Linked DNA regions of Homo sapiens: regions 2, 3 and 4 are each linked to region 1. The links are chromatin loops, found by intact Hi-C in ENCODE. Cell type or tissue: CD4-positive, alpha-beta T cell. All regions are shown on one strand. Each heading gives the region's core, and the rest is flanking DNA. Links, peaks and the distances in the headings are about the cores only. Region 1 overlaps ATP9B (ATPase phospholipid transporting 9B (putative)). Region 2 overlaps SALL3 (spalt like transcription factor 3). Region 3 has its middle 94 kb from the start of LINC01029. Region 4 has its middle 100 kb from the start of LINC01896.

Region 1 (7,895 bases), core at 1,576-6,575:
TACATAGTTTATGCTTGAATTATTGAGAAAAATAGGTTTTTGGATTAAAATGAAGAAAAATTAAGCCAGGGAAGTAGAGCATGTTTCAAAGCCCAGATCCTTTTGCTGTGACAAAGGCGGTCTAAGTTTCAGGCCTCACTGAGGATCAGATGAAGTCATTATTCATTCACTCAGGGAAAAAAGACTCAATTACCTCAACCTAAAGATGCTATCAATGAATGCAAAGTGCATATTTTACTCTATTCATCCAAATCCCATTAAAAAGTGAAAGGAATGATTTAATCTGGCCTTCCAGAGTTGGTCTTTTTTTGTAATAAAATAAAGAATCACTGTCTTGCAAAATGCATAACCACCACCTCACACTTTCCCCTGCAACATAGCAGTGAGGAACTGTAAAAGCCAGGACAAAAACATTCAGAAATGAATACAAAGTTTCCTTTCAAAAAATGCCACGTATTGGATGGAAACATTCAAAGCCGCCCACTGCACACCGATATGCAGATCATCAAAGCATTATTACCTTTCTCATTGATGAAGACAGATGTGGTCAGATGCTTGACTAGTGAATGTAATCACTTTGAAGCCAAGTATATGTTGTCTTCTCCCAACCCCTTTAAACTTAAGAGCAATAAAACATTTAGTGGAATAAAATATAACTTTTCAAGGATGGGCTGTGCCTTGCAGGTGGCATTTTCTGAACTATGACTGTTGTTCCTGGAATATAACTTGTAACCAAACTACAGCATATAGTGTAAAGCTTGTAGGTTGCTTTTATTTTATTTTATTTTTTCAATTCTAACAAAACAGAAGAAAAGACACATTTCAACACTTGCATTTTTTTAACCCACTTCAATTAATAATCTTTTAATATTCAATTTCTCTGAAACATGCTTTTCTTCAACTGATCTAAAATACAATCTGAACTCTTATAAACTATTTAAAATAAAAACCAGTTAACTTATAAAGTTACAGATTCTATAAAGAAGGTGGTAACTTTAGTTTTGATGTGGATCTCTTCCTTCTTTAAAAAATGTCTTAAATACCTGGACAGACCAGATAACTTTTGCCATGACTGTAAACTTTTCACCCATAAAATATATTAATCACTTGAAGTAATTACGACTATTTAAGAAAAGGTAATGTAAATACACTTAGAAGTTATTTTCAACATTCATTGTCATCTCCTATATTAGTAAAGCAAATTTTCTTCTACTTGTCATAATATTTATTTGAAACAACTGCAATAACAAAATTAAATATGCTACTGCAAATTTTAATCTCCAAGGGAAAATTTGTGCATAATGTCTAAGACAACCACAATGATTCTGCAAAGGGGCTGTTCTAGGATAATGAACACAATAATTGCCTGTATAATCTAAAATGCTACTAATGGCAACGATCACAAATCCATTTAGCTCCTCTTTAATTTATGTACCAAGTTTTAAATAGCTAATGGTTCTCAGTAAAATAATGGTTTATACCAACAATAAAGGGTAAATACGGTATTCTCCTGCTTAATCAAGAAAAGATCAGGCTTTTTTTTTTTTTTAAATGAATGCTCGGACGAGTGAGAATCAGACCTTATCTCCATGACACAGCAACACTTCAAACCATCTCAAAATTAAAACTCACATCATACTACTAAGTTCCTAAGCAATCAATGTACACGGCAAATTGGAGCAGACGTCGAATGCTGTAAAGTCTCAGGCCCTATCCATGATTCAACAAAGTGCCTGTGCAACACTTACTGCTGATGATGTCACCCTGGGTGAACAGGATGTCGGCATCCAAACACTCTCACCCATCTTTTAAAACTCACGCGTACTTACCCCTTACAAAGAAGTAGTTTAGAATAGTAAAATGCAAAACTTCAAATAGCCAATTTAAACTCTTGCAGAAAACTAAATTATTTTAGTTTGTCCTGTAGTTTCCCTGTGAATATAGGACAATTTGAAAAGCCTCGACTCTGACACCCAATTCATTCATGCTACTCTGCACTAGCAGAGAAGAACAGCTTTGTACATGGCTGACTACGTACAGAAAAACACAACTGTTAACACTGCTTGTCTTTCATCAGCTGAACTATTTGTGGATCAGTTCTTCATTTCGAATTTGGACCCTGACTACAAAACTGATATAGGGCTATGCATTAACCTAACTGAAATTCCTATAAAAAGCATATTCTTTTAAGTATCTTTGAAACAAATAAGCCCTATATTTTCCACTGCTAGTAGAATCTTAAGAGACAAGAAAAAAATAAGTAATTTTCAGACCTTCATTTGTGTTTCTGCATTTCAAATAAATGAAACTCATGCACTAAATCTAAGTACTAAATTTTAGAGCAACAACTTTTCCATTACGAAGTTTAAATTAAAAGTATTAGTTTTTAAAAAGTGATGCTACATAGTCTTTTTCCTTCTGAAGTTTATTATTCTTTTTTGGATATGAACTACTAAGCCTTAAGTGTGTGTAGTACATGCAGGCTGACCGCACACTATAGATGTGGCTGAGCCATTATCGTTTATCGCCTCAGTGATCTGCGAAATAAGAAGGGTTTCTTTTGGCCATTATAGTCTGTTGGCTCAATAATCTGTGCTTTAAGAATTCCCTAAATAAGTATCAGCACAACAATTCTTAATGTTACAATTTATCACCTTAGTTCTTAAAAATCAAAACCTGTATTTACACAATAGACAATTTAAAGTCTATTCTGAAAGAATTATTTCATAACCTACATGTTTGCCTACCAAGAAATTTAACATTTTGCCTATTCTATACTCAGAATTTAAGCTTTTTCCCTTGCTTGCTATATAGTTATTATATAAAATGTTTTCCCTTGAACATTAACATAAAAAAGTACTATATTTTTTGTATAAATAAGAAAAGTATTAATGCAAGAATCAGCTACTAAACAGGGAAGCAAAACCACGTTTGAAACCAACATATGACACGTAATTAAGAGACAAGGGAGTTCAAAGTAAACCCTCACACCTAGTTTACACAAACTGGAGCTACCCAACTTTTGATGTTACAGACTATGCATATTGATTGTCACTCTGTCCGCCGACCTATATAAACATGTTTTTAAGGATAAAATTATTACTAAAATTTGCAAGCATATTACCTGCTAAGTTTGAAGGGGGCTTCATGAGTGCAGAATGAGGTTATCTTCTCAAACTGCTGGACTCCTAGATCGCTTGAGAAATGTCAATACTGGCTCTAGCATTTCCTAGGACACGTATCCACTCACCAGAATTTTTTATAATTGTCCATAATGTCAGAAAGTAGCATCATCTCTGAACACATGTATACACATATACACATCTCATGCTCGCCCTTACAAAACTCATGCTGACTGTCTACGTTCATACAGGACAACTGGATTCCATCTGTTAGTGTGTGGCAGCCTTTACTGATATATTAGAACCTTCGCAAAGTAAATCAATATATGAAAGGTCAGCACATGCAAAGCAACACAGTGGCTGGAAGGTAAGTAGTAAGTTAAAACTTTTATTTTTAGTATTATAAATTCTTTCAAATGTTCTCAACTTGTGATACATCAAAGCCATATTTAAAACAAAAATATGCATGTGATAACATGCAAAATGATCCAGAAACTATCTGGAAATTTAATTTTTGCTCTACGTATAGAAATTACGTTAAAAATCCAGCACTGAATATTAAGATAAGCCTATCCATTTTCTAATGTACATCATTCCTAATCTTATTTTACAATCACCACATTGTTTAACTGAAAATCAGGAGGAGGAGGAGGCTGAAGTGTAGGAGTCACTACACTGCCGATCACCGCTGCGGTGCTCACGTCTGTCTCAGAGTCATCTGTCTCAGAGTCGTACTCACACCTCCCATAGGCGGCTGGGAGGGGAAGCCAGGGAGCGCGGGGAGCGCGGGGCGCGGCCAGCAGGGGGAGCGCGAGGCCGGCGCGCGTCCTGATCCCTGCAGTCCCGCTCTCTGGAAAGCGCCAGCCATTTCTAACCCAACCAGTCCAGCACATCACATACACTCACTCATTTATTTATTTCTGACAAAAAGCGTTACCCTAAATTTATGTTTTGTCACGCAGAATGCTGGCCAGAATCTACATACTTGAACATCCTGGATTATGGGGGGTAGGAAGGGGGCCCTGAATAAAAATCTGGCATCTCGTAAGATGCCCTAATTTCAAGACAGGACCTCGGAAATGCTGTGCACAGTCAGTAGGGCGGTGTCCTCCTCACAGTCAGTAGGGCGGTGCCCTCCTCAGTCAGTAGGGCGGTGCCCTCCGCACAGTCAGTAGGGCGGTGCCCTCCTCAGTCAGTAGGGCGGTGCCCTCCGCACAGACAGTAGGGCGGTGCCCTCCGCAGTCAGTAGGGTGGTGCCCTCCACACAGTCAGGGTGGTGCCCTCCTCAGTCAGTAGGGTGGTGCCCTCCGCACAGTCAGTAGGGCGGTGCCCTCCTCAGTCAGTAGGGCGGTGCCCTCCGCACAGACAGTAGGGCGGTGCCCTCCGCAGTCAGTAGGGTGGTGCCCTCCACACAGTCAGGGTGGTGCCCTCCTCAGTCAGTAGGGTGGTGCCCTCCGCACAGTCAGTAGGGCGGTGCCCTCCTCAGTCAGTAGGGCGGTGCCCTCCGCACAGACAGTAGGGCGGTGCCCTCCGCAGTCAGTAGGGTGGTGCCCTCCGCGCAGTCAGTAGGGTGGTGCCCTCCGCACAGTCAGTAGGGCGGTGCCCTCCTCAGTCAGTAGAGCGGTGCCCTCCGCACAGACAGTAGGGCGGTGCCCTCCGCAGTCAGTAGGGTGGTGCCCTCCTCAGTCAGTAGGGTGGTACCCTCCTCAGTCAGTAGGGTGGTGCCCTCCTCAGTCAGTAGGGCGGTGCCCTCCTCAGTCAGCAGGGCGGTGTCCTCCACACAGTCAGTAGGGCGGTACCCTCCGCACAGTCAGTAGGGCGGTGCCCTCCGCACAGTCACTAGGGCGGTACCCTCCTCAGTCAGTAGGGCGGTACCCTCCCCAGTCAGTAGGGTGGTACCCTCCGCACAGTCATTAGGGCGGTGCCCTCCGCACAGTCAGTAGGGCGGTGCCCTCCTCAGTCAGTAGGGTGGTGCCCTCCTAAGGCTTTTCGAAGTTTCAGAGCTAAAAACTAAGTTGATAACATTGTAACAACAGCTTCCTTAATGATTTCAAGATCCTGAACAGATTTACTGTTTTTTTTGTCTTAATGTAGGAAGGCATCAATTTTAAATGGTTTTGCCAAGACCAGCCACCAATTTAAAATAATTCCTTCAATAACGTAAGCTACCCACTAACACCAGAAACCTCAACATGCAACATCATTCATAGAAGTGGCATTTGGTTTTCAGTCTAATACACAGTTTATTTGGGTAATTTTATATTTATTTTAACAAGTATTTTACAAAGAGCATGAACCTATTCTCTAACCCTTACTATCTAAACACACAATACCCAGGACTTTAGGGGGGTTATAAAGCTCTCATTGTATTTTACAAACAAGCCAGCAAGCTCTGCAGGAACTCCAAGAAGAGCAGATCCTGACAGTGGGGGGTGGGAGGTCACTGGACCTCAGGGTCCCTAGGAGCCCAGGAGTTCTGACTGCTTCATGCTTCTTTACAAGGCACACACTCAAATACTTCTTGCCCCAAAGCATATAAAAAATAGATTCTATTCTAATAATAACTCTAAGTGGTACTGATATTGTAAAAGAAAGTCTCTTACTAGGAGTCATAAAACTTTAAGAGACATGGTAAGAAAGGGAAGACCATGGCTTTCTTTAAAATGATTTAAAATACAGAGCACGCATCTCCTTTCATTTTCTCAGTCTGTTTCTAATAGTACACACTGAAGAGACTATGCTCCTTACAAATCTTTCTTCTGGGAGGTATCTGCCTTTTTATTTTACCCTGAATGTAGCAAGTCTTTATTTTAAATATCTCAGGGTAGGGTAGAAACACTCTTAAAATATACTTTTAAATATTCATTACAGTATAATTTACAAAATATGTTGCTGAACAAAAAATCTTGTGTAGTACTAAAATGTCATCAGATTCTATTAAAAACTCATGAAGAAAGTTACTAAATATGTGGTCAGGGCTTCTAATGTCACAGTATTCCGAAATTCCCAAGCACAAGGTCTGTCTTTCCTTCAAAGAGCTTTGAACTCTTTTCAAGGAGCTTAAAAAAAAAATTAGTTGATGCGTTTCTAGTGTTCAGAATGTGAGATATTGAAGAAATTATTCCAGTAAGTACCTTGGAAATGTTGGGCCATAGATGGTGGGAAAAGGCTGTGATTCAGAAGAGAAAAATAGATGGGACCATTCCTTTCCACAAGCAAAGTGAGTCCTTGCAAATGTAGGTGCACAGGAGGGCAGGGGGGTGGCCCAGCAGACAGGCACCAGCCTAGCCCTCCTTCCATGGAGCCTGCCTGGAACATGGCCATGAAAACTGTGTTTTTAAAGAAACTGCGGAGAATAGAGGGGGCGGAGGGGGGGTAGTGGGGAGACTACTTTCCACCTGCTTATTTCTCTTATAAAATTTTAGAAAAGAGAATGGTTAAATGATTATTAGTAAACAAGATCACTAATTTTATAATTAAAACTTTAATTTCCAACTTAGATTATCTTTATTAAGAGGTAATGATACAGATTAGTTTCTACAGTAAAGTGAGAAATTTCTTCAGTAATTAATTTCAAAATGTTGGCATCCGAATTCTTGCTTTGGCATGCCAACAAGTATAACATATTTAATGGTTTGTGCAAGGGAATTTACTAAACAGTATCAGTGAAAAACATTTTTATGTGAGATTCCAGAAAGTCTGGTTTCATTAAGGCTACTTGAAACACTAAACATAGCATTTGAAGTTGCTAATTGTTCTTCTAACAGTATCTTAGAAACCACCACAAAATGACAATGATCAGGAAAATTCCTTAATGCTTAAGTGCTCAACTGTGGTCCAGCTGACTTCAGCATGTTTCCACCACCTTGATAACCTACATACAGGTGTATCAGAATCAGCACAGAAGAGATGTTACAGGACCTAGTCAAGGACACAAGGCTGTCACTGTCAAGTAACATGTCACACTCTCCTTCTGTGTTTCTTGGCTTATTGTGTAAATATGTGGGGATTTATAAGCCACTGGAAGATCTCCATCCCATTCTCCAGATATCTGGCACCTACCACTATGTAAAACTACTCAACACTATTTTTAAATCAAGAGCCATTAGCTGTCTTGACAAGACGTATGACTAAAATATTTGCTGATCAGAACTACAATCAGTATTCTATTTCATTCCCCTTGCAATTAAATGCATATTCACCTATTTATAATTATATTAAAAACATGAGGATATATAAAATGCTGACCAATGTCTGAAACACCTCAGAATTACTATCATCGTGAACAAAGTCACTAGGTTCTGTACATTTTCTGTTCCGCCCACACATCTGCTTAACTAGCTATTAACCAGAAGCTAATAATAGGTAAACGTTTTAATTTTTAAGGCAGAATAGCAGAATTGCAGACATAGAATAGCAAAGAAAGAGAAAGAAGAATGAAGGATAGTTATAGCAGTCTAATAGCTAACTTTGAATTACATCGTTTTCAAAAATCCATGGTTGTTAGGATTTGTATTCTTTTGTAAGGAAAATGAACTGGCAGATTTGCTGAGAATTTTAAATGATAAAGGTAATATGGTTAAATAAACTTTTCATCTTGCATAATCACCCTTTTATTATTAAAACTGTCTAAGAGGTTTATTACTGGTATCTTGGCAAAATGCAACATTATTTTAAACCATCTAAAATTTTTGTGTTACTTTATGTCTTCAGAGACACTTTATGAGCCATTTCATACTTAATGGCTTGTAAGCAATCCCAAGAGTTGAGAAT
Region 2 (7,895 bases), core at 1,521-6,520, 260 kb after region 1:
AACATTTCCCAGATTTTGTCACAAACCATAGTGTGTGATAAATATCACTTTTGTTTTTCACAAAGATCTTGTGCTTTTTGCAAAGGTCCTGACCCAAACAAATCTCTATTTACCTTAACAATTTGCATTTTTACATTCCCATTAGTTTTTTTTAAATATGTTAAATATTTTTAGGGTTCACTTCCTAATTCATGGATGTTGGGAAGTGTTTCCACATGTGATTTCACTTTTCCCATTGGTAAGTTTGCTAAATTGCAACTGTTTCTCGATTGTGGAAACCGTGCGTAGAATGTTTAAGCACTTTCTGCCACATAGTAAGTCATTTTGTTTAAAGCAATTATAAGTGATAATTACCAATACAATGAAGATATTCTTTTCAAAGTAAAATAAGCTTCCATTTATTCCTTCAAAATTGAAAAAGGAAATTGTGTTAAAAAATGTCATTGTGACCATTTGGACCTGTTAACAGTTCATTTTGTTAATGAGCCCAAGGAAACAGACTATGCTGGATTTTATAAGCAAAGCTCCGTAATAAATTTGGCTTTTGACTAAAACAGACCTTAAAGGTTATTATTAATGAAGGAAAAAAATTTCAATACAACTCAGATTATTTCAGGCAAATCAGGATCATCATCTATATTTTCTATTGAGGTGTGTATAAAATATCAATGTGATCACCTCAATTGTTCTCGCGTGCCCCAGCTGTGACTGTGTCTCACTATCAACATTTGAATGTGATTAGCATTCCATAAAAGTTGTAGATAAGAACGAATTTCACAACATAGCCCCGAATAAAAGAAATACAGGTAAAAACACTCACGTGTGGAATTGAAACAATCACATATGGAATTGAAATTCTGTCTGCATACTTCAAGAATGTTATTAAACAATAGTAAGCACTTGACTGAACTGGTTGTAGGAAATAACCAAAGTGAACATATTTTACTAAGGACAGAGTTTCCTGAGAACTAGAAAGACATTTTGCTGGCTTGCAGACTGAGGAGTGCTGGCTTCTGATGCATTCTGAAGAATAAGTTCTTATAAACTGCTTCCATGGCCCTTCTCATGATGATGATTAAATGCATATATTACAGTGTTTATGTGCCAATCTGACATTATTTACTTACGTTTAAGTGCTGTCTATAACAAGCAAACCCATATGGGAAAAATCTGCATTTAGTCCACAATTTTATCATATAAACTTCTAAAGCCCTTTAATCCTGCCATCATTTAAAGCCAGTATTATGTCAGATTCAAATGTATTTAACCACCTTTTTAAATTAAACTTGTATTTTGAACTGGCCTGTATGCATGTTCCAAAAATAGAAGTTATTACATTAATTAATATGGCCTAAACTTTTTATGTCAAGGCAAAACCATGTCAGCGAGGCACTGTAACAACAGTACAACAGTGACAAGTTTGAGAAATTTATTTCCAATGCAATTTTCATTTTCTTCCTCTCTTTGTTTAAGGGGCGAATTAAAAAGCAAGCATTGCAAACATTATCATTAATGTCAAAGGAACTTATTTTTTGCACACTATTCAACAGCTAAGAGACGTGAAACTGTAAACAGGCAGGGGATGGGCAGGAATGGGATTTTATTAGAACAAGTTAAGAAAAATGCCAACCAGTTCACCAACTAACAGAACTTAGCGAACACTCTTCCCTTCTTGGTGAATGAGAGTATCTGGCCAGGGCTACTTTTAGGAAGTACCAACCCATTTGCTTCTATGTGAACGTGAAGGTGGCCTCAGGACCTGCTCTGCCACAACCCGCCTTAGCTGATCTCAAATTAAGTATCACACCCATGGTGCCATGTTGGCCATCTGCACTACACAGGATAAAAATATAGTTTTTTTTTCCATTTAATTTACAGTGATCCCAATATCTGCTGTTTACACCTAGATTTTCAGGGCCTCTATTACCATGTGCACATTCCTTCCTGTCTGTGTTTCTCAGTTGTACAGAAGAGGGGAGGAAGGTCCCACAGGCCTTTCAGAGAAAACCTCTAACAAAAGCATAGCTTCAAAGACGATAGTTAAAAAAAATATGTATTTTCCCCTTCTAACTAATAAAATATACACAGAATGTTTAACAAAAATGTTCCTATTCTTAGGAGTGACTCTTGGTGTGAAAGGAACCCCTCAGACTGTCTGTTTTTGGTCTTCGCTCAGCTTTAATCCCTGGTCTGTTATAGAATCTATCTATCTTCTATCAGAATGACAGGCAGAATTTTTAGCCTGGATGATCTTTTTAAAGCCACAAGTGAAAAACATCATTGTAATATGTGTGTGTAAAATACAGCTATGTGATTTCCAAGCAAACTAATCCTCTGATTTGGTTTTACATGAGAAATTACATGAGAAAAAACCTAAAACAGGTTTTTTTTTTAAAAATAAGTTTACTTAGAATAATATTAAAATGCTCAATTTTTACATAAATTTTGTGTATGAAATATATAACTTAAGATATGCTGTGTATACCTATATAATATTTAAGACGATGCTTTCTTCAAAAATTTCAAGCTACAGTTCTTGGCATTTCAAGTACAGTGGTTTTTAAGTAAGCTAACCAATTACAAAGTAGTATTAATATAGGTGTTCTGTAATTTCCTTTATCAATCTCAAAAGCTCACCTTCAATACACTTTTGCTGCATGTTTTTTACTCATTACAATGAACAAGAGAAGCAGAATTTGTTTAGTGCAGGGAAAGGGTTGTTAACTTATCCACTTCAATGAGTAACTTTAAAATGCCACGTGGATCTTCAGGAAAGGAAGACGGACTTTTTCCTTTGCCTTTCCATCTCTTAAAAATCCAGAAAGCATTTTTTTCCAGTTTTCCTAAATTGTTAGGAGACACTTATTTTCTTGCAAATTAATTCTTTTTAACTCCTTATGATAGCTTTGAATCCCATAAAGAAAGATGAATTATCACATACTGAGCCCAAGCTGTGAAACAGGAGGAGACAAATAGAGACCCCTACTGTGTTTAACAATGTAGAAGAAATTCCAGACGCAATAGAAAAATTTTCTGTCCTTTTCCCGAGACCTCAGAGTGTGTACGCACAGCGCTGAACAGTGGAGGGCACTCTTGCCATGCTCAACGCGGCTCTGACCACACACTCCCGCGCGTCGACGCCATGGCCCACACCTCAAATTTGTTAAGTCACGACCACCTGTGGCACAGTCACCAACTGTCTTCTGCTTAAAACATTTGCAGTTTTTAACCTGTGCAGTGAAGCACCCGGGAGGAGACACGGTTGCCTTTATGGGTACATGCAGATGGGAGCTGGACAGCACTCGCATTTGCTTTAACTATCTGCCCTCGACGCTGCTTCAAATAATAAGACGTTTGTTACACTTCAAGGTTGCACAATAGTTCTTTCATTTAGATGTTATGCTGTCATCACACTTATAAGGAACGCGTGTGTATCACTATCTATGCCTAATGAAAAATACGCAGACCTGAAATATGTCAGCTGATGCAAACAATTTCAATCGAAATTTGATGAGGGGGTGAAAACAAGGTTTTGCTAAATCACTTTTGGTGAAGATGCAGATGGTTTACATTCAAAGGCTGTGGTCTCACTGATCCGACACATGAAATTAAACGTGCTATTTCATGACATGCCTACTTGAAAGCACCCAAACACTGTCCATTTTTCAAATCCACTATGCATAGAAATAAATACGCAAAACCACTTAGACATATAAATGCCTACATGTAAATAGCTCTAGAGGGGCACATGAGCCACGCTGCGTCCAGAAGCAAGGCTACCATCAGCTGTGACCATCAGCCCGCTCACACTCGGGATCAGGCGATGGAATCATTTCCATCATTTGTCAGCACTTCATGGCACTTTCATTTCTACAGGCAAAGTTTGCACATATGCAAAAAATCATCCTGGAAAAGCCACTGCCCTGGGTCGTTGAAGCCAGTGACTCTGCACGTATACAGATCCTACAACAGAATTACCAAACAGTGCGGTGAAGGTCACTCTCGAAAAGACCAGTAACGCCGACGAATCACGACAAAGTGCCGCGGCACCTGCAGGGTTAATTAAACAGTTCAAGATGCAATAACGACACAAAAGAAAGCCGTTTTCTCTTCTTCTTTAAGAACTATAAACACTTGTGCTGAACTAGATGGCGTCTGAGAAGCCGTGCAGCACGGCGCAAGCTCGCGGGATCTCTAGTTAACACTCAGATTCAGTGTTAACACTTAACAGAACAGTGGTGAGCCCTGTTGCCAAGGTCAACAGCACAGATGCACTAATTGTATTATGAGCTTGACATCTAGTGGCCACCCCTGGCAGGGCAAAGCAGGCAAAGGTTAAATCAGCAAGGCTTGTCAAAGCACTTCTAACTACCCACCTTCAGGGAGAGACGGTCGGAAGCTGGCCAGCACTCTGCAACCCCACCTTTTCAGACATCAGACAAAAAGGCTTTCTGCGCCGAGCTGGCTGCTAATGCTCGCAGAGAATGCGAAGGGGGTAGGGATTTTAGATAGTAAGCAGAACTAATCTGAAGGTGATTGAAAAAGACAGGCCCACAGAGGAAAATATTTAGACACCACACTGGCATTATCGGATCCCCTTGGTGGACACCGTCTCAGTCTGGAGAACGCCTCCCTTTAATTAAGAAACAAATCAATCTTCATCTCTAACATAGAAACCATTCCATTATTTTATTACAATTAATATTTTATACTTTCTGGCATGTGACTGGCCTGGTTTGCTTAGAAATCAGTTAGCTGCATTTTAAATCATAAATGTGTCGAAATTACATGAGAAATAACCCTAGACAGGTTTTTTTTTTTAAATAAAAGTTTACTTGGAACATTAAATTGCTCAATTTTTACATACAGTTTGTTTCATTGTGTATGAAATGTGTAATAATTAAGGTATGCTGTAATTACAAACCTGTCCTTCCAAGACTAAAACATGTTGGTCTTATTCTGGCAACTACTGAACAAATCATGTAGGAAAATAAAACTAATAAAAACAAAAAATCCTTCCTGTTATATTTAAAAGTTATGCTTCTTGAAACTATCTTGCAGCACTGAAAGATGGTGCATATCCTCATTAGAAGTGAAAAAGATTTTTATTGTACTTAAATAAAAGCTGGTGCCAATACTTTTAAGAATGCTAAATTCCAACTAATGGTCAGCACACAGAATAGAAACCCTGGTTGTGCTTTTGCTGAATTCCCCCCAAAAGAAAATATTCTTAGGGCTACCTGGAAATGAATGGTACAGCTTCTTAGAGATTGCAGTTGGAAATGAAATTTGACCCACTTTTACCATCATCTTGTATACAAAAAAGAATCAGCTTGCTAAGTAATTCCTGCTGTTACTCCATACCTTTTTCTGGCTTTGAACAACAGATCTAAAAATATTGGATAATGCATATGCCATGGAAGTTGAAAACGTACTGCACATAAAATTCGAGAACTGTTACATAATCAGCTCTCTCTCTCTGCAAGCTGGGAATTAATTGGTATGCTTTTTTGTTGATCACAGAAACGTGCACTTTTAAATAGGTTAAGTTTTTTAATGTTGTTTTTAAAAGAAATGTTGGCAAAGTCTTCTTTTCCTCTCCCCTCACCCAACCCGGTTACTTACTTTTTACCTTTCATGTTTCAGAGAAAGCAATCTGCCTGTGAATGTTAGAAAGTAGCTCCTGCATTGTTCCTTTTGGTATGCTGAATTGTAAATGTGTGTAGTGTGCTGGGGGAGCACTGAGGGCAAACCATGCATATACAGATAAAAGAAAAAGATCCTGCGCCAAGCACTGGTGGCCGAGCTTCTTTCCCTTAATTCAAACACAGTCTGTGAAAACCACTGGTAAATTCTTAAATCACATGCTCAACACATTTAAAAGGATTTTTAAGACAGCCATATACTTCTAAGTTGGCAGAAAAAAAAACACACTTTGAAGCAATTAGTGCTAACAAACAAAATACAGGATGGTAAATGGTTTTAAATTATAATACCCTTTTGTTCCTTCTTAAATACATATTTTCTAACAACAACAAAATACATCTTTCTTAAATTATATTTTATACAATAAAGAATAGCAGTATTGTATCTTTTAAAGTTCTTAGTGGGCATATAACTGTCATTGGAAGTTTTAATTAATTTTTCTTAGAACAAAAATATTCAGCTGGCTCACAGGATTACTAGTGGCGCAAAGTTCACTGGATCCTAAAGCTGCAGCGCCTTTCTTCTAAAATAGGAATGAGATCATTTGCAAGTAAGTAATTTTAAAAAGCAATTTCTGTTAGGAATGTCTCAATGACTTAATTTTTTTTTTTAACAAAAGCATGACTTTAGAACTTTACATAAATTATCCTTACTTTTTCTCATTCTAGACACGTCATGTTTCATTCCTGTAGTGGTAAGGTTTGGGTAGCACCAGTTATTTTTGTATAGAATCTTTTCATTGCTTCAAAAATAAATCATAATTCTTTTTTAAGAGATACAGGCTTTGTGCTGTAAATTAATGTGAGTGCATCTCTGTCCCCCATTATACTAAACATTTTTGCATAGAATATTTGTTCTGCAGGACATTATCAGTAGCTTTCCATTTTACTGCATGTAGATGGACCTGCTGCTTTAATTAATATGTCACTCCCCGAGTGATACAAAGGAATTATTTACCTCGTTTCTAAAACACTAAACTAACTGAGCTCACTTGCAACTTCCGGCACGGTCTGTTTATTTCCATTGCATTTAACAAAATTAAAATTTTGAGGAGATCTGACTCAGGTTGGAGTAATTTGGTTTCCACACCCATTTACCTTTTTATAATTTTTACTTAGTTATCTTAGGAACGATGCTGAGTGCGACCGAGTAATACACAAATGGGGCATTCCTTGACTTAACACGGAACAGAGTGTCTGTTATGCTCCTTGAACAAGCTGCTTCGAATATAATTAAATGAGAAAGAACTTAAAAAAAATAGTTTGCCTAAACTCTCTCAAACAAGCATGTGAGCTGCTCGACCAAGACTCGGCCCCACACAGGGTATTTTGGGCCTCTTGCAAAACATGACCAGGAACTGTGGCAACGTCTGGATTACAATTCTGGATGCTGTGAAAAACACAGGCTTGACAAGAACTTCAATTCTACCACGGGTAAAAAACCTGAATATTTTGCATCTCTAAATAAATTCGAGCAGCAACAAGAGGGATTCAAAGTAGAACTTGTGAATAATTTATCCCATCTTAGGCTTTCAAATATAGGCGATATAGCCCTCCACACGTTTACACTATTAAGTTCAGCATGCTCACATTTCTGAAGTGAAATTAAAAATGAATAGCAGTGCCTCAGCTTGTTAATTGTTAAATACCAGGGGGTTTACTCTATTAATTAAAATATGCTTTAATAAAAGGAGACATCGCACATTTTGATACCGACCCTACAAAGCTGAGAAGTATTTACATTGTTGCATTTTGGGGCGGCTGTGAAAGCCGATTTTAAGCCATTCAGGAGCCACAATAATAAAGCTTTAAAATTCCTCACTGGGACGCAATGTAGTTCTTTTGAAGGAAAGACTGTCTTTCTCATTCGGCAGAAATAAATCCATTCATTTGATCATGTAGTCATTGAGGGCGATACAAAACAAACCAAGTGTGAGAAATTCTATGTGATGAAGTAAACAAAACAAAAAAAAATCCATTTCCATGACAAAAAGATTCTTTGTCCTTAATCTACCCACCATATGCAAGCGTTTCTTTTTAGCATATCGCCTGTTCTCATCTTGGCTGACTTGGCTACACAGATAAGACTCCCTTACCTCCACCGCAACAAAAAGACCCCAGCGAGCTCACTAATTTTATTTAATTCATTAATTCTCCAGCCGCGTCATAAGCATGCTCTCTCGTTCTCAT
Region 3 (7,895 bases), core at 1,082-6,081, 1.3 Mb after region 1:
TACAAACAGTAGCCCTGTTTGTAAACACCAGATAAAGTTTATTTAAATTCAGTTTAGAGAGAAATGCCAGTCCTTGGGAACCCTACTATGCAGAATAACACCAGCGATGAGATGTCTGCGCACATGGAGGACCTCCCCACTGTTCGCGGCTCTGGTGGTCTTACCTGGGTGCCTCTGTAATCCTAGGAAATTACTGCTTCCCGGTGATGTGCTTGGAGAATACAAGCAGGCAGGTGTGTGTGCTCACTCTAACTTTATGGGTGTTAATAACTTACATAGATAACATTTGTGTACTCAATTAAAATTGAGCATTACTGAACTTTTATATATATACATGGTTTTTAAACTTATATATAGGTAATGTATGTATACTATTATATATGTATTATGTATAGATACGTGTATATACACACTATGTACTCATGGTATACACATATAAATATATATATGTGTGTATATCCATGTATATGTGTATGTATCATTGGTACATAGAATTTGCCCAGTTTAACACACTGTTAAGCTATTTTTTCCCTCAATATTTGCAAACTATTTATATCAATGCCCATATCTACGTTGATAAAGATGTCATAAATAACTGTGTGTAACTGCATGGCACTTGGAAGCAATACTGCTGGAAAAAGCAGAGTAGGATAGACAGTAAAGCACGTGCTCCGGCCAAAGAAATCATCAGGTAACGGATGGAATTAAAAGCAATTAGGATTTTAAAGACGCATTTAGGGGCCAGCACTGCCGCAAACTGAAAGGTGCAAAGATTCTCCTATTCATTAGGCGTTTTCCCGCATGCGAAACAGAAGCATGGCGCGCTTCTGTTTGAATAGAAAAACAATTATGTTTTTAATACACTTATATTCTACTCATCTCCTCATCATTCCAGGATAATGAGTCATTAGAAAAAAATAATATTCAGCAGTACAGCTTATTGTTCGGTAGAAATGATCATTGCATTTGCTGAGTGTGAGCACCTGACTGTTTGGAAAGGCCAGAAATCAGCAGTTTCTGTCTGAGTGTGCTCCTGCTGTGGCCACTGGAAGGATCCCTGCCTAGCATTATTCTCTGCTGTTCCAGAGCCGAATGTTCATGACCTTCACATCATCCATAGGCAGGAGGGATAGAATTGAGGACACTGAAAATCTCTGTGTAGCTGCCACCTCTGGTACAGGTGTGGAAAGACCAAATGCTATGACCACTGGACTGCCTCAGGTTGAATTGTAAAGGCAGCCTACTGTGAATGACACTATAAACATTTGTTGTTTTTTCCATAAATAATCATGGATTTAATACATTGTGAGACAATTATCAGTCAGCAATGATTGACAGGTAGAGGTGAGTGACAGTGGTGGTTGTGAAGGATAGGGAGTATCAGGGTTCCTGCTGCCCACAGAAGAGGTCCCACTGACCTTCCGCCAACACCCAGGTCTCAGCTCAGCTTTGCGAAGGGAGCTTTGCAAGAATCACAGTGGTCAGGAGGAAACATTAGCAAAGGTTAAGCAATCAGTCTTTGAAACCCTCAATGTCCTTGTATTCACCAATTGCATGGCCTCAGAAAATGACTCAGGTGTCGACCCCAGGCAGGCCCAAAGTGCTCTGCAGGCTGCCTCATGGTAGGAGTGTATCCACTATTCCACACAAACCCCCAACTGGTGTCCAGATAATGTGTCTATGGACCCAGGGCCTACAAACTGCATATAGCTTGTTGAAAATATTTGTGTTATGTAAACCCAAATGGCTGTGTTCCGGTGAAAAGGCAAAGATCACCCTTTAAGTCCAATAACAACTGTATTTGCAAAAGCCATAAAGATCCTTCATAATTTATACCTTAGTAGCATTCTGTTTGGTTTTGGTAATTAGCACTATTCAAGCTTTAAGCAATAACATTACTCAGAACACGACTCCAGAACAAAATTTTTGAAGAAGAATTTATTTTTGAAAAAATGAAATATGAAAGAATTGTGTTATTTTGTATTTTAACTAAATAATTCCAAAAAGATACTTGACAAGACATGAGGAATGCATAGGCCATAGGTGTACATATCTGGATGTACACATCAAGGTATTTATATTTTGCTTTACATAAGGCAGAACCAGGTAAGATCATTTTTGTTTCGAGGATCTTGGGGCATGAAACACGCACAGCAGTGGAGAATTGAAACAAGGGGTGTCACTCCCATGATCAATGTTTCAGCTCACAGGTATTCTACACGCATGTTTCATTCCTGTGAAGATTAGGACCAAGGAGGCTATCTTATATTTTTAAATAACTCATTGAAGAGAGCATACTTTTTCAATTTAATATAATTGCTCTAATCAAAGCTCTAAAAGAATCAGTTAGCACTTCTAGCAACAGTTTTCCTGCGTTAAAACCACTTGTGAGGCCTAGACAGCATGCAGCAGAAAACAGTGTGAAGTCTAACAGACGCTACTAATAATGAGAGTGTTTGAAGGCCTTGGATCAAAATCACGGTAATGGACAACTTTATATTTTGCATAAATTAAAATTGTACACAGTATAAAGTCTACTATTTACCATGTCTTATTTACTATGTGATGAGGATTTGTAATGATATTGGCGTTTTTCTGTTGTTGTTTGTTTTTTTGTTTGTTTGTTTTTTGAGACAGAGTCTTGCTCTGTTGCCTGGGCTGGAGTGGAGTGGCGTGATCTCGCTCACTGCAAGCTCCGCCTCCAGGGCTCAAGCGATTCTCCTGCTCAGCCTCCCAAGTAATTGGGATTACAGGCACACGCCCCCACACCTGGCTAATTTTTGTATTTTCAGTAGAGATGTGTTTCACACCATGTTGGCCAGGCTTTTCTCGAACTCCTGACCTCAAGTGATCTGCCCACCTCAACCTCCCAAAGTGGTGGGATTACAGGTGTGAGCCACCGCGCCCAGCCTACTTTTCAAACAATTATGAGCAGTGAGTGTTTGCAACCTTGGAATGAGACTGATGACATTTTGGCAATTAAAAAAAAAAAGCCTTCAAAGGGCACATATTTAATGCTACTAAGAAAATATCAATCAATGTCTTTAAATTATATCTATATACAATGCTTTAATGACTTTGAGTGGGAAGATTTGTAGTTAGATTTTTTATAATATATAAGATATATATTATATATTGTTCATATACTATATATTTAAATTATAGACATAATTTAAAGAAATACATATGTGTTTATACATGTGTGTGTATATACATATGTATATATATATAGAGAGAGAGAACCATACACCTATTTATGCTCTGAGAGAAAAAAAAATAGTGCAATATATAGTTCAAGTTTCTCAAATTATTTTAAGTACAGTGTCTTTTATCTGGACATTGTTCAGAAATAGATCAAGACAACAACAAGCAGTCAGGCTCCCAGTAAAAATCTGACTCCGAAATCCCGCACCCCAGCCAGCGCCGTCTGCACCTGGAACCCGGGTCCCAGGGCCGGGCTGTGGCTTCCTGCCAAGGGGCGCGATTCTCCTCGCAGAGGAAACTGGTATTCTTTGGAGCAGCTACCCCGTCAGGAACCTCATTTGAATCTCCTCTCAGTGATTCAAACACAGGCTTCACCTGTGTGAAATTTAGAGGAAAATAAAAATGCAGCGGTTCCTACGGAGGCTCCTGGCTTGCAGGACATTTGAGGGTGGAGACAAGGATGCCGCGGAGGGAGGACTCGGGAGCCCGGCCGCGCCCTCCAGCCTCGGCACCCGCGCTCAGCGCGCCGCGCCCCGCGTCCCCCGCGCGTGGCCGCCTCCCGCGGGCCGGGCCGGGGCTGCGCTGCCATCTAGCGGCCGCGCGCCCAGCGCCGCGCCACCGCCCCTGCAGGCCGCCGGGGCTCCTGCAGCTCCTGCACCCCCAGTTTCCTCTGTGGCTACTTTAGGTGCCTTACGCCGTCGGAAGTGGCGTCCCCGCTCAGTGTCTGCGGGTTTAGCCCGCAATGCACCGTCTCTTAGCAGGTGTCGGCACTGGGGCTCGCCTGAGGCTGGGGAGGGTCTAAGGCCCGCGGCTTTGCTCAGAGTCCAGGACACGGAGCAGCGGCCTCCTCGGGGCTCAGCTGGAGAGGGTAGAGGGGAGGCTCGGGCTGTGGGCCGCGCAGCCCCTTCCTCCCCGCGGGCCATGGGGCCACAGTGTCTGCAGCAGTGGCCTGGGACCACCGCGCACTAGACACATGCTTTCAGGATCTGAAAATATCAGGGCGAAGAGAGAGTTGGGGCGCTTGAAGGTGCAATATATTGCATGGGTCACGTAACCTCAAATGGCTGTTTTCCAGTGAAAAGGCAAAGATCACCCTTTAAGTCCAATAACAATTGTATTTGCAGAAGCCCTGTGCAGTATCTTGGGGAAAAATGAAGAGGAAATTAGGCATCTAGAGACTGCTAATGAAAAGCAGCCATCAAAATGTGCCCAGCACCTATAAAAACTATCTTAGAAAACAAAACGGCAGGTAACAAAAGTCTTCTGATTTAAACATTTATTTCTACTGGTTTAAGTATCCGTTCATGTTTGAAATATATATATATAATATAATATAATATAATATAATAATATAATATAATATATATAGCCCTTTTCTGTCCATAGAAATTAACAAGTAATGTTTTACAGGTTTTCCCCAGTAGTTTAAAACACATGATCAACATAAAAATACCCAAATATCCAAGCTCTGTACCTCGCAAATGATATGAAAGAAAGAAGAAAGAAAGAAAAAGAAAGAAAGAAACAAAGAAAATATTGAAACTGATTTTTTAAATTTCAAAGCCATGACAACTATTTGAGTGTCGTCACCGATTAAGATGCTTCAAACAGAATATTCTTTTTTTAACTGTTGAAAAATTTCTCAAAAAATGTTAACAGAACTAAAGTTTTAACACTAGGTTTATTGCTTATTGCACACACACATATAAGCAAAGAGTACAATTACCATAAATATTTATACATTTATAGTAAATATTGTAAAGAAAAATAAAAACCACTTAGTCTATAGTGATTGTCATAAATATATTTTTTAATTATTGGAAGTTCTTTTTCCTTTATACTGAACTATTTTGAATCTGAGGGAAAGTTGAACTAATTTTTAAGCATGCACCAATAAATTTTTATACGTAACAATATTTTTGTGATAGTGCTATAGAAGACTCATTTCTTGTCCCACTAATTCTATAATAACAGTTCTGTCAATTACTTTTCAGGCTACCGAAGCTTAATACTGTTCCCAAAGCTGCCCTTTGGATCTCACTGGCTTTCCGTCAGGGACACGGGGCTCTGTGTGCTCTCTGCCTGGGGAGCTCATCTTGGTGTGATGTGTACAATCATGGGCTGTGACATATTTTTTGCGTAACTTGTGTATCATTTGTTCCCTTTCTATAAATTGTTTTCACAAATAAGAGCCATTGACCCCATTATTTTAAAAAAGGTGTCTGCCTTTCCACTGATTGCTTTTCATCAGAACCCTCCAGATTTCTGGGGTGGTTCAGCCACAATCCCAGAACATTCCCTGGTTTACTTTGCTCTTCTGACAAACTCAAAGAGTGGGAGCCACTCATGGTAGATGAAAAGCAAATGCACATTAGATCACACTCTTCCTACCCCCAGGATAGCCTATACTCTGTCTTCCTGTATGTGATTTATTTACAGTCACTTGTATTTTGCAATGTAGCTGTGAAATATTCAAAACAGCAATTTGTCTTTTCCTAAGAAAATTAGAAGTACGTTTTTGTATTACTGACATTGAAATTTCAAATATATGTGTACCTAGTAAAGAAATCAAATATGTTTAGTAAAAAACTGTATTGTATACCAGTACTAAAATCACAAAATATTTATTTTAGTTTATTTACTATGGTGTTTCCAAATTCTTCATATTTTCTTAACTTGTCTTCTTTAAAAGAAAAATAAGGCGATTTATAGTTTTAAATCACCAAGTCAAACTTGTCTAACTTCGGATTTCCATCGAAATCGCATTTGAAATTTTAAGTGTTTAGAGCAAAAACATCATGGTTAACAAACTCAGATGTAAATCAGAGAGCTGATCAGAGGTCCGTTGGCTGGTGGTTGTGATGGAGAAGTGCATTTTCATATAAATGGAAAGTTTGGGATTCCCTCTTCTGCCAACCTAAGGGTTGATTCCGTTTTAACTTTTGCTATATCAAAGGGTGTCTCTACTTCCACACCACAGGCTATATGTTGATTCTGTTAACAACTTCAGTACAAATAATAGCCAGGTACAAACAATGGGTACTGTCTAGCAACACCGCCGGGGGGCTTCCCTCAAAGGAACGCAAGAATCTCCACAGTTGTCAGAGGTGGGGTTTACTTCACTTCCCTTGAAGACCATGTCTATCAAAAGAGCTCTTCTAAGGTGAAAGGCAGCACCCTGTCTTCGCCCGACGTGCACCCTCCTGCAGCGTGGGAGGCTCCTTGGGCCAGGTGGGTGCCTCATTACCATGGGAGGAGACTGGGAAGATCCCCTGCCGGCTGACTGCTGTGTATTGACTCAGAAATATAACCAGGGGAATGGCAGAAGCCCTCGGTATTTGTCAAATTACGATGTGGAAGTGGAGCTGCGTGAATTCTAAAAAACTTGGCTGGCACTCAGCTCCGTCACTAGCTGTGGACAAAACACAACCCAGACAAGCCATTAAAAACACATAAATGTAATGATTTTGGTACTCATCTTGCATGCTTAGTTAAGAGTGAAAATTCAGCAGACCTCTCAGCTACATAAACCCACTGCTGCATATTTTGATAGCAGACTAAGCCCGCCTCAGTGTGCACACTGCCCAAAAAGAAGAAAATTAAAGCCCTCATTTTCCTCTCATTAAATTTAGAATACATATTTTATCAAGGAGTATAATTTTGTTTTGTTTTTTTGGTATCTTAAAGCATGTGAGAATAAATACGTTTGGTCATGGCCCAATGCATGAGAGCCAGATCTGAGGCTCGTGGGCGGGAGACCCAGGACAAGGACCTGACCTCCGGGCCTCACTCCTCACTCTCGCATGTAAAACACAGGCCTGCCTGCTCCAAAACGACGAGTGTTTGCAAATGCTTTGTAATATCTCTGGTGCTGAGTGGGAGATCCATCACTGGCAGCTAGTTTATTTTTGATGTTCTTGTGCTTGAGGAAACATTTATTTCTGGACTACAGCCTTCCCCAAGAGCTACCCTTGGGTAACACATTGAGAGAAGACAGCATTGTGGAAACTCTGTCTTCCTGATAATCTGCACTCAAAGCCAGGAATCAGCCTGTTTCAAATATTTCAGGCTTTGCCAGGCATGTGGTCTCTGCTGCAGCTACTCACCCCGCCTGTGCAGAACAACAGCAGCCGCTGGCCCCATGTCAGTGGGTGAGCGCAGCCATTCTCCGATAAACTTCACTTAGAAAAGTCAGGGAAGAACCAGACTGGCTTGTGGGCCTCAGCCTGTTCACCCTGCTCACAATCACGGGTCCCAGTTTGTGAGGCCATGCATCAGGTGAATGTCTTTATTTTTGCTTTGAGATAGTAAACATTATAGAACAAATTATCCCCAAAAACATCCACATTTTTAAAATTTTTGCAGTAAAGTAAAACTTCAACATCCTATAGATTCTTAAAGGTGAGAAAGACACTTTCCCCCTTTTTTTTTCTTTTTTTCTTTTTTTTTTTTTGAGATGGAGTCTCCCTCTGTTGCCCAGGCTGGAGTGCAGTGGTGTGATTTCGGCTCACTGCAGCCTCCACCTCCTGGGTTCAAGTGATTCTCGTGCCTCAGCCTCCCAAGTAGCTTGATTACAGGTGCCTGCCACCACGCCTGGCTAATTTTTTTATTTTTAGTAGAGACGGGGTTTTACCATGTTGGCCAGGCAGGTCTCAAACTCCTGACCTCAGGTGATCCCACCTCAACCTCCC
Region 4 (7,895 bases), core at 954-5,953, 370 kb after region 1:
ACAAAACCTTAGATTTTTTCATTTCATTTTCTTACATGATGTTTGGACGTCATCTTCCGCTCCGTTGGTTGGTCGTCTGCAGCAGGGACACCCATTGTTCTCCTGCTGAGTCTTTGTCTTCCCAGGGCCTTCCCATGTGGTTTACTGCCTTTTCCAAGTGCATCCACTGCGATATTCTCAAACCTTTTCTCGGGGTCTGTTGTAGGATTTGCAGTTATTATGCTCCTATTTATTTCCATCAGGATGTTCTTTGGCCTGTAGTCTTTTTCATTATATACGCAGTCTTCCTCTTCATCTGATGTTAGGCAGAAACACAATCCTGAAAGTTTCAAGAAAAACATAGCAAACTGGTTTGAATTGAAGTAGTGAAGCAGTAGGATCTTTCCAAAGGTATATGCCCATCTAAACACCAGGGATGATGCTGAGGAAAAAGGGAGGAGTGGCCGCTGGGACGCACAACAGGCTCCAGCCGGCTGCGTGGTCTGAAGTGAGGAGGGAAGCTTGGCTCAGCCACCGTCGCGCTAACCCGCGGTCATGACCTGGGCACCTCTTTGTGCTTGGGTGAGTGCAAGGGCATTTGAGAAAACATGGTCAGTGTTCTCAGAGAAGTCGTGATGGTGTGAGGCCCCCCAACATCAGTGAGGGGGCAGAGAAGGCAGGACCAGGCTGGCGCCTTGAGGGCCGGTGTGCGCGCTCAGGTGACAAGACCAGCCTGGAATGGGACGGTGTTGGTGTTTTGCTGTTGTTGTGAATACACTTCCAGTGTTTCATGGCACTTGAGGAACAGAAAGCCCTAAAGATTTCTTCCCATTTGTGAAATGTTCTGGCGGATATAATTAATGTTTGGGGCTTTTAATACAATTGTAATCTTTAAGGGATTCTGTGCATGTTGAACAGACACCATTGAAATAGCGTCTGTTAGAGAATCACAGGATATTATTCCTTCATTTAGAAGGGCGAGAGGTGCTAATCAAACCGGTTTACGTGAATGCATTTACTTTATCCACCAATTTATTTAGTGCCAATGGATCTCCAGAAGAAATCCATTCGCATGAATCCCTGATGATGGGCTCAGCCCGCTGAGCTGCAGAGAACACTTTGGCCACACATTTCTGAAATTTCCTTTGAAATCCGAAAGACATCATTTGCTTTAGAAATGCATTATTAATGTTCCAATTAATATAAAATTCTCTGCTGTGTTTTTGGTGCCTTGAATGAGAACCAAGAAACCTTACAAAATACAATGTGAATTGCAGTGAACAAACTTTAGAACATTTTCCACTCTAGAAATGCGAGCACCGTTTATGGTTTCCCAGGCTTTCCATCAGTGTTCCTCAGCGGGCTATGTTACTAAATGTAGTGTGTGTCTTCCGAATTTAAGCTGAATTCTAAACCAGATGCCCTTCATGACAATCTCTGCAATTCCTGCTGCAAACCACAGCCTTCCTCCTCGATCATCATAATTAGAAGCTGAGTTTAATGGAGCACTTTTAAAGATTGCTCATAATGATGCCAAATATTTGTACAATTCCATGAAATGTGCAAATTGCGTACTACTTAGCCTTAATAGGTGCAAAGTGAGTAACTTCCCGTGTACTGCCCGTGGTTGAGGATATGTGGTATCTGTGAAATGCAGAACTGAGCATTTCACTGCAGGTAACACAGCACATCTTCCCTTTTGCATTAATTAAGTAGGACATCCGAACAAAAGCAGGGCTTCCTTTGAAACTCCCTGAGAAAACCGGTCGTATGGACGCCCGTCTGTTTCCAAATGAATGCTCTGGGGGCCTTGGAATGTAGACAGCTTGTTGCAAAACCTTGCTTCATGTACTTTTCATTCATCTGTGATTTTTGAGGTTTCTTGCTTTATTTCCACCAACTGCATTTTCCTATCAGATTGTGATTGCAGCGAGTCTTCTCCAGTATAAACCACTGTAGCAAGTGGTATCTCTTAGCTGTACCTGCCATGGGAGAGGTGGGTGGAGTCGCTGTGGCCCGCTGTGAGGTCTGAGGAGCAGGCACGTCCCTGCTCGTGGGATCTGCCTGGGTCCCCGACCACCTTTCCTGCCCCGGCTCACTTAGGAAGTCTTATCCAATCTCAGGCCAATTTCAAAGGTCAGCCTCTTTGGAAACTTCCTGCTTTTCCCAACTCATTGGATGCGAATCATTGGCCTCTGAATTCCTGAAATATTTTTTTTTCTTCTTTTGTGGCTCTATCTTGCTTTGCTTCCCATATTTGTGTGGTATCTCGTCCCCCTGCCCCCACCCAACTGCCTTCCACCGAATTGAAAACTCTCTGAGGGTAGAGAACCCTAAGCTATTCATCTCTTGAAATATTTAGAGCATTGTGTAGAGTGTTCTTTAAAATTTGTTAAATTGAACCCAAAATATTACTTTATATCCTGCCATATTCTGGAAACAATTTCTTCAGATATTAATTTATGTTGAACTTACAGGCTTTTTAGAATTAAAAAAAAAAGCCTCCTGTTAAAATGTGTAAACTGCAAGGCAGCCCTCAAGTGCACTCAGCTCAGGGCAGGGAGCGAGAAGGACATGGTGTCCAGCAGATAGGGGGGCCTCTGGGAAGTGGACCCAGGACGGAGCGCAGGGAAGGAGGTGGCACTCCGAGAAGGGGCAGGAGGCTTAGAAACGGGTGCACACCCCAGTTGTCCTCACCAGGGCGCAGCAGCCCTGCCTGGACGCCATGCTTCACGTGAGTGGTTTTGTTTTGTAGAGGAGGTAACTCTTAGCTGCTCAAGGACCTGCCGAGGACGCACAGCTAACTCAGTGGAAGGGCTGAGAATGCAGGTTTTCTCACCATAACTTAGAATCCTTTCTTCCTCAAGCGAGCAGGGGGTCCTTGGTGGCTGTGGCCAGGCGCTAAACACAGGTAGGGCTGCCACAACTCTTGGTGGCTGTGGCTAGGCACTAAACACAGGTAGGGCCGCCACAACTCTTGGTGGCTGTGGCCAGGCGCTAAACACCGGTAGGGCCGCCACACCTTGGTGTTCTTCCTTGTGGTGTCTTTTGGAGCCTGGGGAACGGGATGGGCCAAGCCACAGCCACCCTGAGATTCTGCACTCCGGCCCAGCCACACGGATGCCAAACTTGGTCCAGACGCGCTCCAGGCGGGCAGCTGCCCCCGGGCTGCTTTGAACTTTACACATTCTTCACTGAGCATCCCATGAAGGGAGGTTGGACGCTGTCAGCGGACATGATGCCGTCACCACACAAAGCTCTAGTTTTGTCTTTTTTGGCTATTGCTTTCCCAAGCCTTATACAGGTTAAGATCTGAAAAAAAAAAAAAAAAAAAAAAAAAGCTTAAAAACCAAACCAAACCAAACCCCAAACTCCAAGGGCCTCAGTCTCCTTAACTTTGCTGCTCCAAGCACCGTCTGCCATCAGCACGCCCTCTGCTGGGAGGAGAGAGATTGTCCTTTCCTTCTATAGAGTGCTTCTGCCTGAGATTTGTTATAAAGGGATTTAACTGAGTTCCATGGAGCTGAATTGAAGTGTTTCTTTTGAGAAGCCCCACTGGTTTCTGCTGAGGCTGGGCATCCGGCTTTCTGTTAGGAGAGCGCTGATCTAGGGGTTATTTTTGGGCCAAATGCACTCTTCCTGTTTCACAATTGTTTGTTGAATGAATAAGAGTTGCACCATACTACCCGGTAACATAGTCCGGAATTCAGCATGATTTCTGCTGAGTTTTGTTCAGAGAAGGCCATGTGTTGAGCCCTCCCAAGACCCAGTAGGGGAGGCCGTGTTCTGAAGGTCCTTGTACCTGCAAGGTCACAGAGGCTCAGTGATGCCACCTCCCACACCTCCTGCAGCTGGAGAACTGCCGTGGTGTTGCAGTCAGGCTCTCCAGGTCTAGAATCAGCTGCCACACCACACAGTGCCCTGGGGATGCAGCTCCACAGGGCAGGGTTTCAACAAGCATGTCAGCTGCTGCCTGGCCTTGGGGGCCTGTGGAGCCGATTTGTCCCTTTCCACCCGTACTGGTGCAGAGTCAAGGTGGGCCCCAGCTCTCCTTCCTCCCCAACAGGCTCCACATCCCCACACTGCTGTCCTCACTCACCGAGGACCCTGTAGTCCCTTGCCAGCCTTGTCATTGCTTTATTCTTCCTCCACGGAAATGCCAGTCCGCGATTGTGAGACCTTCACTGTTTCTGGTCGCCATCTCATACCTGGCACACCGTCCACATCCACATCCAGCTAAGCACAGTGGTTGAGAATTAAGAATGTAGGTCTTGCACCCAAAACACTAGGACTGGTGGCTGGCACTGAAATTTCCAAGCAGTGCTACCTAGGGAAAGATTGTTAATCTTTCTGTTCTCAGTGTTTTCATAAGAAAAATTTCGTAAGATAGTGATCCCCGTCTCAGAGGGTTGTTGTGAGGATTAAGTGAGGTAATATGTGCAGAGCATTTGGTGAATGCTGTTACATAGCAGTCAGTACTTTTATTATTAACAATAAAATCATAAGAATTTTGTATTTATAACAAAAGTAATTCAAATCTTGAAATGAAATTAGGATGGCATATTTGTCTCCCTAGCACGTAGGCCTTCTGAAGGCATTGAAGGTCTGACTAGAAACACATACAGAATGTATATGAATCAGAATAATGCCTTCTTTAGGAAAGTCACTCCCAGAGCCTACTTGTTCATTTGGTCAAAAGAACCTGGTATTGCTTGAAAATACTGAACAGTTTGTGTTTGAGCCACCTCCATGGCCTGCAGCTCACCCTTCTGCATCTCGCTGATGGCCAAGACGTGTGAGCCTCTGCATGGAAGTGATTTAATGTGAGTGACTCAAGTTCTTTGGAATGGAGTATGATGAGTAGGGTAAGTATGTGAGCTGCATAACCAATTTGGTAAAAATATAAGTATAGTCATAAAATAAGGGACTTGGGTTTTCTAAACTGGTTTCCTAACTGACTCTGAAGACAATTACAAAAGGGGAACCCTAAAAATGCTTTGAGTGAGGCAAAACCAGGGGGAAAACCACGAGGCTGCCCACAGCAACCGCTTCAGCAGCCAGGGCTCATGGTGTCTGTTAATCAGAGTGCGTTTGTCTAAGCTTTGTTATTTCATGATCATTTCTTCTATGTTTATACAATATGGTAACTTTTGCAGACATGAAACATGTCCATGACCGTTTAGAAAACTGGCTTCTGTCTATTGATGTTCTAGTTCTTGACCTAATGTTTTCTTATTTGACTTTCTTATTTTATTTTTTAGAGACAGAGTCTGGCTCTGTTGCCCAGGCTGGAGTGCAGTGCTACATCATAGCTCGCTGCAGCCTCAAACTTGTGGGCTCAAGCCATCCTCCCACTTCAGCCCCACAAAGTGCTGGGATTACAGATGTAAGCCACCACTCCTGGCCTCTTAACTTTCATTATTAGGAGTGCTTAGTACATAAAAATGATGTTAATTTTTAGCTTAGGAAGGAAAATATGCACATAGAGGAAATTGGCCAGGAGTGGTGGTTCATGCTTGTAATCCCAGCAGTTTGGGGGGCTGAAGTGGGACGATCGCTTGAGGATGGGAGATCAAGACCAGCCTGGGCAACAACCCCAGCTCTACAAAACAAAAAAACAAACAAACAAGCCGGGCATGGTGGCATGTGCCTGTAGTCCCAGCTACTCAGGAGGTTGAGGCAAGAGGAGCCCTTGATCTCAGGAGTTCAAAGCTGCAGCCTGCAGTGAGCTATAATTGTGGTATTGCTCTCCAGCCTGGGTGACAGAGGGAGACTAAAAAAAAAAAAAAAAAAAAAAAAAAAGAAAGAAAGAAGTAAAATTTATCAGCCTGGGCAACATGGCAAAACCCCATCTCTACTAAAAATATACATGTATAAAAAAATTAGCCAGATGTGGTGGCATGTGTCTGCAGTCCTAGCTACTCAGAAGGCTGAGGTGGGAGGATCGATTGAGCCCAGGAGGTTGAGGCTGCAGTGAGCCCTGATTATACCACTGCACTCCAGCCTAGGCAACAGAGTGAGACCCTGTCTCAAAAATTAAAAAAAAAAAAAGAAAAAGAAAATTTATGATGTTGTTATGTCTAGACCTTCTTTTTATATGCCAAATGTCTGTAATGATGACGGTGACACTGTTTAGCTAAATGGTTTAGGTGAAAGAAGTACCACCATTTGGTCATGGAAGTAGATATCCTGGCAAATGTATTTGCCTGTTTATTATAAACTCAGATGGATAAACCTTGTACATATCTTGTTCTACGTGTTAGACGTTTCCAAAACACGTTATGAACTAAGCTGTGATTCCTGTGTCCTTACACTTGCATGCCATAGGTAATAGCTATTTCAACCCTTTGCTTTCAGCAAAAGTCTTTGAGAAAACTCCCATTCCTAATGGTGACTCCTGTGGCATATGTCACATCTGTTGCTGCTCTGTGGCCTGTAGCTTCAGACCTTACATTTTTCCCAGGCAGATTTGAATAAATAGGAGCTTTTACAGCACTGCCCACACAAATGGAGAGATACACACCCCAGGTTTCCCATCAAAAGGTCACAAACCTTGGAAGAAATTCTTTCTTTGAAAACATGTATACAAAACAGGATAGGTATAAAAACTTTTTTAAAATACCAAACTAAAGATGTAGGGAGAAAAGTAAAAGTAAAGCAATATCTGAAACATTTCCAGCTGCTTTAAACTTTTTTTTAAAAAGTTGAAAATGTTATTCATCATTTTTGAGTTTATACAAAATATATGCCCATCTTCCCCCTCCACTCAGGTGGCTCCGAGGTTGGAAGTCAGAGGGTTGTATCTTTCCCTGCTTTGACCTCATCATCTGGCATGTAGGAGATTCTCAATACACATTGTCAAACCAAATATAGACAGAAGGAAAATATGTGCGGTGCTCAAATGATGCGAAGGCCCACGAGTGCAAGATAAAACACCTGTACGTACAAAAATACTGGGTGTGTTATGTAGGGAATTATAAAACCTTTGTCAAAATCAAGTAGTGTGATCTTTCATCTTTTGCAGATTATCTATTGTGAGAATATATTGGGCTACAGTTTGCTGCTTTTCAGCCAGTGAAGCACATGAAGGAATTGTCTTTAGAGCTTGAGTTTGTGTCTGCAGAGAAAGGTGGGGGCTGGAGAGGTAGGTGCCATGATTTATGGGATTTGTGGATGTGACTAGAGAAGATATCCTCTGGCTTCTGTGGTCAGAAGCCAGAGGATATCATCCCCCAGTGACATCAGCCTGTATTTGGAAGTTCGGAGTAGTTACTGCTCTGCCTGTTGGACACACATGTGGCAGAGTTTGTTTCTGCTGCTTTGAGTGTCTGAGCCAGTGCGGCAAATCACCAAGTGCTTGCCTAACAACTGAAGCAAAGGATACTTTTGTTTTTTTTTTTCCGTTTGGCACATGAGAAAGCCTTCTCCTCTTTCCTGCTCAAATATACACAAAGGACTCAGTATACTTGGAGTGTTAACACCAAGAAAAGGACATTGAGAATTTTAAAGGAGTTTAATCTGACAATTGATGCTCTAGTTAATTCCTAAATGAATAACTGATTAGCTCCACATTTTCCAGGAAATCACAGCATTATGCCTCATGACATAATTCAAGATTACATATCGTTTTATTTTATCTCAGAGAAGCACATACATGAAAGCCAAACATTTTTCAGCTTGGCGCTTATTCCTTTTCTAGCATGTCTGGACTAGCAATTTCACTCATTAATAGGTAGCAAAAAACATCATTGCAAAAGAGAGAATTAGGCTTTAATTTTCAAAGAATGTGTAAGTGGTTTGGAGCATGAAGATGTCAGATGGCCGCCAGGCTGGAGAAGACACTCATGGTGTCTGTTTAGAAACAAAAGTGGAGTCTCCATGAGAGGTTGTTCTGATTTTCAACGTGGAAAGGGAAA

What was found. Hi-C counts contacts between places; a loop is a spot of excess contacts. Peaks named below come from ENCODE experiments on the same cell type or tissue, not always from the same donor. Only the 100,000 strongest peaks of a DNase experiment are listed, where the experiment ranks them.
Region 2: it touches region 1 in a loop (7-fold over the local background); 32 of 110 quality-filtered maps call a loop at or near these places.
Region 3: it touches region 1 in a loop (10-fold over the local background); 16 of 110 quality-filtered maps call a loop at or near these places.
Region 4: it touches region 1 in a loop (11-fold over the local background); 36 of 110 quality-filtered maps call a loop at or near these places.

What each region holds. Positions count from the first base shown.
Region 1 is chr18:79,242,734-79,250,628 of GRCh38, reverse strand. The region is part of intron 11 of ATP9B (ATPase phospholipid transporting 9B (putative)); the gene reads right to left. Among named protein-coding and RNA genes, the nearest start is that of NFATC1, 150 kb to the left of the region's middle. RefSeq lists enhancers at 1-620, 4,110-5,309 and a silencer at 3,839-4,048. In CD4-positive, alpha-beta T cell, for the core only: CTCF peaks have their summits at 3,718 and 3,918 (motif pointing right); DNase peaks (open chromatin) are centred at 3,908, 4,206, 4,845 and 4,928; H3K4me3 peaks cover 592 bases; H3K27ac peaks cover 1,153 bases.
Region 2 is chr18:78,981,552-78,989,446 of GRCh38, reverse strand. The region is part of intron 1 of SALL3 (spalt like transcription factor 3); the gene reads right to left. Among named protein-coding and RNA genes, the nearest start is that of SALL3, 5.7 kb to the right of the region's middle. RefSeq lists enhancers at 4,070-4,584, 5,279-6,037, 7,383-7,895. In CD4-positive, alpha-beta T cell, for the core only: no CTCF peak of the experiment used is centred there; a DNase peak (open chromatin) is centred at 4,286; H3K27me3 peaks cover 1,860 bases.
Region 3 is chr18:77,896,189-77,904,083 of GRCh38, reverse strand. No RefSeq gene overlaps it. Among named protein-coding and RNA genes, the nearest start is that of LINC01029, 94 kb to the left of the region's middle. RefSeq lists a silencer at 3,695-3,814 and enhancers at 3,553-4,069, 5,919-6,429. In CD4-positive, alpha-beta T cell, for the core only: a CTCF peak has its summit at 3,937; a DNase peak (open chromatin) is centred at 3,853; H3K4me3 peaks cover 837 bases.
Region 4 is chr18:78,871,211-78,879,105 of GRCh38, reverse strand. No RefSeq gene overlaps it. Among named protein-coding and RNA genes, the nearest start is that of LINC01896, 100 kb to the left of the region's middle. In CD4-positive, alpha-beta T cell, for the core only: a CTCF peak has its summit at 3,414 (motif pointing left); no DNase peak of the experiment used is centred there; H3K27me3 peaks cover 214 bases.